Regions from separate parts of the Homo sapiens genome. Here region 1 is linked to region 2. A link is an interaction called in ENCODE POLR2A ChIA-PET data of the cell type or tissue named here. Cell type or tissue: PC-3. All regions are shown on one strand. Links, peaks and the distances in the headings refer to the core of each region. The heading gives the core; the rest is flanking DNA.

Region 1 (2,926 bases), core at 292-2,791, 84 kb before region 2:
ACTTTTAAGAACCAAACAAATCATTTTTTTAAATGTAGCTAATGCTAATTTCTGTTACCGCTTGTGTTTGTTAAGAGAAAGGCTACTTTATTTGGCAAATTGGAGTTCCTGTTTTTGCTTATTATATCATTGCTAAGAAAATACATAATAGCTACTCGGGAGGCTGAAGCAGGGGAATCGCTTGAACCTGGGAGGTGGAGGTTGCAGTGAGCCGAAATCACACCACTGCACTCCAGCCTGGTGACAGAGTGAGACTGTGTCTCAAAAAAAAAAGAATCTTGGGTAGTCAGCCATTTATAGTACTGAGCTATAAATGAGTGGCTACAGAATGCTTTTTAAATTTAAGGTATGATTAATTTAAAATGTACACTTTGCTTGCCATAGTTTTAAGTTTTTGAATGCGTAATGACAAATAATTGAAATGAAATCAACTTTCTTTTATTAATTATAATTCGATTTTGTTTTCCTTTGTGTTGGTTATAAAAAAATGGTAACCTTACTTTTTTTTTTTAACAAATCAAAAGTTGGAAACATTTTCAAAGTTTTAGAATTTTAAGATTAAGTATTTGCTTTATTAAAGAATTAGTCAATATAGTATGCAACTGTTTTGATGAGAAATTTGTATTTTTCCCTCTCCAGCCATGCACTGAAGTATTATTTATAGATATATTCCATGAATATAATCAGACTCTTACTCCTGTACTTCTAGAAATGATGCAAACACTTCAAGGTAAGGCATATTTTGTGATTAACTTTGAGTTAATCTCTTTAACGTTTAGTTAAGAAATAGTCTGAGTGCCTACAATGCATACTGTACTGTTTCCTGGGTCATATAATAAATATGAATTTGAGAAAAACAATTTTAAAACTTATTATCTTCCAAGGGGGTGGCATTTGAGATAGGCCTTGAATTATAGTTTGGACGATGATAAATTTTCCTGTAGTAAATACAATAGAAGCAAAAGCAAAACAGTAGTCATACTGCTTGCAGAAAGTCTATCTGGAGCGTGTTGTGAGAAATAGTGAGAAAAGGTTAAAATAGTGTTAGCCTCTCTTAGAATGGTGGCAGTGGGAATGGAAATAATTGATTATGGATTTGAGAGAAAATGATGATGTAAATTTTTGACACTTGGTCATTACACTTTGTACACAAGTAACTAATTATCTGCCTATTAACTAACATTGATTTATGATTTCTGTCTTTTCTGCTAGACTGTAAGTCCTAGGGGCATTGATCACGTCTGTTTTGTTTATATTTTATTCCCAGTGCTGGGCATATTCAGTAACTATTGTTACTTGATTGACTTTTAGCAACCGATTGAATGTGCTAGGCAAGGAAAAGTGATCAAAGATGATCCTAAACTTTTGAGCCTTAATGACAAGGAAACAGTTACCTCATTAGAAGTGGTAGGAGATAGAGATATACTTTCGGAGTGCATGTATGTAAGGAGCCTTGGGAAAAGAAAAGAGGATCTTAAGGACAGAACCTGAGATTTTCACCTATAGGGATATGAGTAAATAAAAGCCTTGTAAAAATGCCAGGTGTAGTGGTGTATCCTAGAGAAGAGCATGTTGTCAGAATGAGTGTTGGCCAGGCATGGTGACTCACGCCTGTAATTCCAGCACTTTGGGAGGCTGAGGTGGGCAGATCACTTGAGCCCAGGAGTCCCAGACCAGCCTGGACAACATGGCAAAAACCTGTCGCTACAAAAATTAGGAAAATTAGCTGGGCCTGGTGGTTAGTACCTGTAGTCCTAGCTATTCAGAAGGCTGAGGTTGGAGGATCATTTGAGCGCAGGAGGATGAGGCTGCAGTGAACTGAGAAAACCTCACTCCACTGTACTCCAGCCTGGGTGACAAAGCAAGACCTTGTCTCAAAAAAAATAATTTTGTGGTATATAGCACATTAGCATTTTGTGGTGTATATTTTCTAGAATATTGCTTGTCATAACATTTTTCAAATATGCTATAATGGTTTTTAATCCTGTGTTCTCTAATGATAATCATAAAACTTAGACTTTCCCTTTGTACTTGTGTCCATTTTTGACACCATGAAATGTGTTATACTTAATTGAATTGGGAAACTAACAAATTGTGTTTAAATATAAATTTTTTAAAAAACTAGTTTTATTTGCTTTTACTGATACCTATTTATATATATATTTTTTAGGACCCACAAATGTGGAAGATATGAATGCACTGTTAATCAAAGATGCTGGTATGTTAAACTTAAGTGATTTAGAAGCATTTATTTATTCAGTAGATGGAGAGTCTGTTTTGTGGTAGATTTTGTGCTGAGGGTGTTGAGATACAAGAGTAACTAAAATACAGGAACAATCTGATTGGGGAGATAACCAAGTAAACAGATAATGTATTATAATAATACTATACAGGATAGTTAATGCTAAAGTAGGTGATGATCACCAGATAGTTTGGTGTGTCTAAGGAAAGATTCCCAAAGAAGTGTAATGGAAGAACACAAGGATAAGTAGGAGTTACACGTGTGAGGAGGTGGTGATGGAAAGAGGGTGTTGCATTCCAGGGAGATGGAGCAATAAGTACAAAGACTTGAAGGAAAGAGGAGGAAGCACAGTTAGAATTTGAATTGTGACTATTTTGGTTTAACTGGAACATTGGGGTTAAAGGTTGAGTTGAGGCTGGAGAGAGTTAAGTAGGGACCAGATCATAAAATATTACATCCATTTTAGAAGCAGGCATTATTTTATAATTTTTATAGTTGGACTTAAATATTTTAGAATGAATTGAATTATCTGTTTGAAAGTAGTAAGGAATATTTAGGAAAAACATGAAGTAAAATAGTGTTTCTAAAATAAATTATTTCTTCTACTTAAATTATTTCTACTTAAATAATTTCCCTGATTAGCATATTGTGTGTTTCCTTTAATTAACATATGTTTCATACACT
Region 2 (2,926 bases), core at 335-2,834:
CTTGAGTTTCTGCTTTTATTCTATCCAGAATACCAGAGAGAAAAATTTTCATTATAATGGAAAGGAAACTAGATTTAGCTTCAGATGCCTGGTCTGCCTACTGTTTGTGTGAAGTTGGACCAGTTTTCTGTCATTCTCAGTTTTCTCATATTTCAAATGGAAGCAGTGATAACAGCTAGCACCTAGGGCTTATTATGATAAATTGGAGAATGTATATATGATGCCTTCTAAAATGCTTAATGAATATGACCACTCAGTAAATCATTGTTTCTACTGTTAAATCAATTTGACCAACTGTGTGATGATACCAGCTTATTCAGTAGGTACATCTCTTTCTTTTGAAAGAGTTTATGTGTGAAGAAACTGATAACAAGAAGTAAATAATAACTAATAGAACACATAATTTGTGATAGCCTTTTGACAATACATTTTTCATATACATTTCAGTTGATTCTTCCAATATCCCTATGGGGATGGACATTATTAAACTTTTTTTTTTTTTTTTTGAGACAGCCTTGCTCTGTCGCCCAGGCTGGAGTACAGTGGCACAATCTCAGCTCACTGCAACCTCCGCCTCCCGGGTTCAAGTTATTCTCCTGCCCCAGCCTCCCCATTAGCTGGGATCACAGGCGCACACCACCACGCCCAGCTCATTTTTGTATTTTTAGTAGAGATAGGGTTTCACCATGTTGGCCAGGCTGGTCTTCAACTCCTGACCTCAGGTGATCCACCCACCTCGGCCTCCCAGAGTGCTGGGATTACAGGTATGAGCCACTGCACCCGGCCTTATTAAACCTTTTAAATGTGTAATCAAGACTAATAAAGGCTAATTACCCACCCAAAGTCAAGTACCAAACTGAAATTCAAGTCCAGTCTATCTTACTCTTAATGTCTTCTCTGCCAGGCTATTGAGTACCTCAAGTAATGCTCTTTTGCCTAATTTTTCTATTCCACAATCTGGTTTTACTATTTCTGAGTCATTTTTGTTAGTCTGATTAGAAAATGAGATCATATTCCTAGATATTTCATTATTAAAGTAAGGTACTTCTTCCAACCACTTAAAACCACATATCTCGTTTTTATTTAAGTTGTTCATAAAAGGGACAACATATCATTCTTCTGTCCTTTCTCTAGAAATCAAGTGCATTTATTAAGAAAGTATTTATTGAGACTCTCCACTGCATTATAGATACTTATCCGGAAGAGATGACATAGAAAATACATTGGAAGTATTATTTGGTGTTTACAACTCTAAAATGCTAGCTTATTCACAGGACACAATACCTTTAAACTATAATATCTTGATTTTATAGTACACAATCATTGTGTATATGTATATTTGTTTGTTTATTTATTTATTTATTTATTTATTTATTTATTTATTTATTTTTGAGGCTTTGAGGCAGGGTCTTACTCTGGTTGCCCAGGCTGGAGTGCAATGGCATGATCTTGGCTCACTGCAGCCTTGACCTCCCAAGCTTAGGTGATTCTCACACCTCAGCCTCCCAAGTAGCTGGGACTACAGGATTGCGCTACCACACCCGGCTAGTTTTTTGTGTTTTTAGTAGAGATGGGATTTCGCCATGTTGCTCAGGCTGGTCTTGAACTCCTGCACTCAAGCAGTCCGCCTGCCTGGGCCTCCCAATATGCTGGGATTGCAGGTGGGAGCCACTGTGCCAGGCCTTTCACATTCTTTCATAGTTAGTTATGAAGTTTGGTCACTGCACATTGTTCATTTTTTGTTTCATTTTCTCAAGTTCCGTTTGTTACGAAAAACCTCCTATCGTAAATTATATACGAACAAAATTTTATATATGGAAATGTGGTAGTATCTTCTTGGGGTGTAAAGCTTTACTGTTTTTTTTGAGATGGAGTTTCACACTGTCGCCCAGGCTGGAGTGCAGTAGCATGATCTCGGCTCACTGCAAGCTCTGCCTCCCGGCTTGTAGCTGGGACTACAGGTACCTGCCACCACGCCCGGCTACTTTAAAGCTTTACTCTTAATTTCTCTGTCTCATTTTTTTATCCATTGTATGAGGGTAATCATAGTACCCTACTTTATAGGGCTCCTGTGAGGATTAAAAAGAGATAATACTTGAAGAATGTTGAGAACACTCTCTGAGTCATAGAAGCACTCTATCAATAAATAGATCTGATCCAGCAGTAGCAAAAGGAGTTAATCCTATATTCTGTTTATCCTAATTTCTCTGCTTCACTAACCTTTCTGACTGTATACTCCTTTTTAAAGTTGTGAGTTAGATTTTATATAGGGAATTTTTCTGAATTACTGAGTAGCTATATTATACTACATAGTAGAAATATGTGTGATCTGTGAGCTGATGGATGAATTATGAGCAGTGGTTATTGTAGTGAGAAAGAACTGCTGATGCTTCTTTGGCGGGTCAAAATAATGGAGATTAAATGGTAGAAGTTCTGTCAAATCCAAGCTATAAGATGTTTCAAAGGCCAGCTGTGAAAAGGTTAGCAATTTGGGTGCCAAGAAGCAGTTAACCATATTCCAATTACAAAAATAGGCATGATTCTGGAGTTATTTTTCACACAGTGGTCAATTTGACTAGTCTCATGCCTGACATAGATAGTATTGTGTGGAGCCTTGATGCCCCTGCAGTATTGTACATATACCTCTCAGCCGTATTGGGTGGTCTTCAGCACTGGTGGCTTAACATTGAGAGTTCCCTTAGGGGTTATTTAGGTTAATCCTTATTTGGTAATAAACTTTCCTTCTGTAACATCTCTGATGGGGATGTTCATTCAACTTCTGTTTGGATACTTGGCTAATAAAAAGTCCCTGGTCCTTAAGGCATCCCATTTTATTGTAGGACTTCTTTCTAACTATAGCTATTTGTTATATAAGTATTATCCTCAAAATACAAACAGTGACTCCCAAATCTGTGCTTTTAACTCC

The links. ChIA-PET counts read pairs that join two places held together with the same protein. Peaks named below come from ENCODE experiments on the same cell type or tissue, not always from the same donor. Only the 100,000 strongest peaks of a DNase experiment are listed, where the experiment ranks them.
Region 1: POLR2A ChIA-PET joins it to region 2 with 5 read pairs; 5 of 35 experiments call an interaction of 5 or more read pairs at or near these places.

Annotation. Positions count from the first base shown.
Region 1 is chr5:62,487,132-62,490,057 of GRCh38, forward strand. IPO11 (importin 11) reads left to right here. Exons shown (of 30, transcript NM_016338.5): 13 at 640-730; 14 at 2,171-2,218. Among named protein-coding and RNA genes, the nearest start is that of IPO11, 76 kb to the left of the region's middle. In PC-3, for the core only: no CTCF peak of the experiment used is centred there; a DNase peak (open chromatin) is centred at 1,560; H3K27ac peaks cover 387 bases.
Region 2 is chr5:62,571,200-62,574,125 of GRCh38, forward strand. All of the region lies in intron 27 of IPO11 (importin 11), which reads left to right. Among named protein-coding and RNA genes, the nearest start is that of IPO11-LRRC70, 6.1 kb to the right of the region's middle. In PC-3, for the core only: no CTCF peak of the experiment used is centred there; no DNase peak of the experiment used is centred there.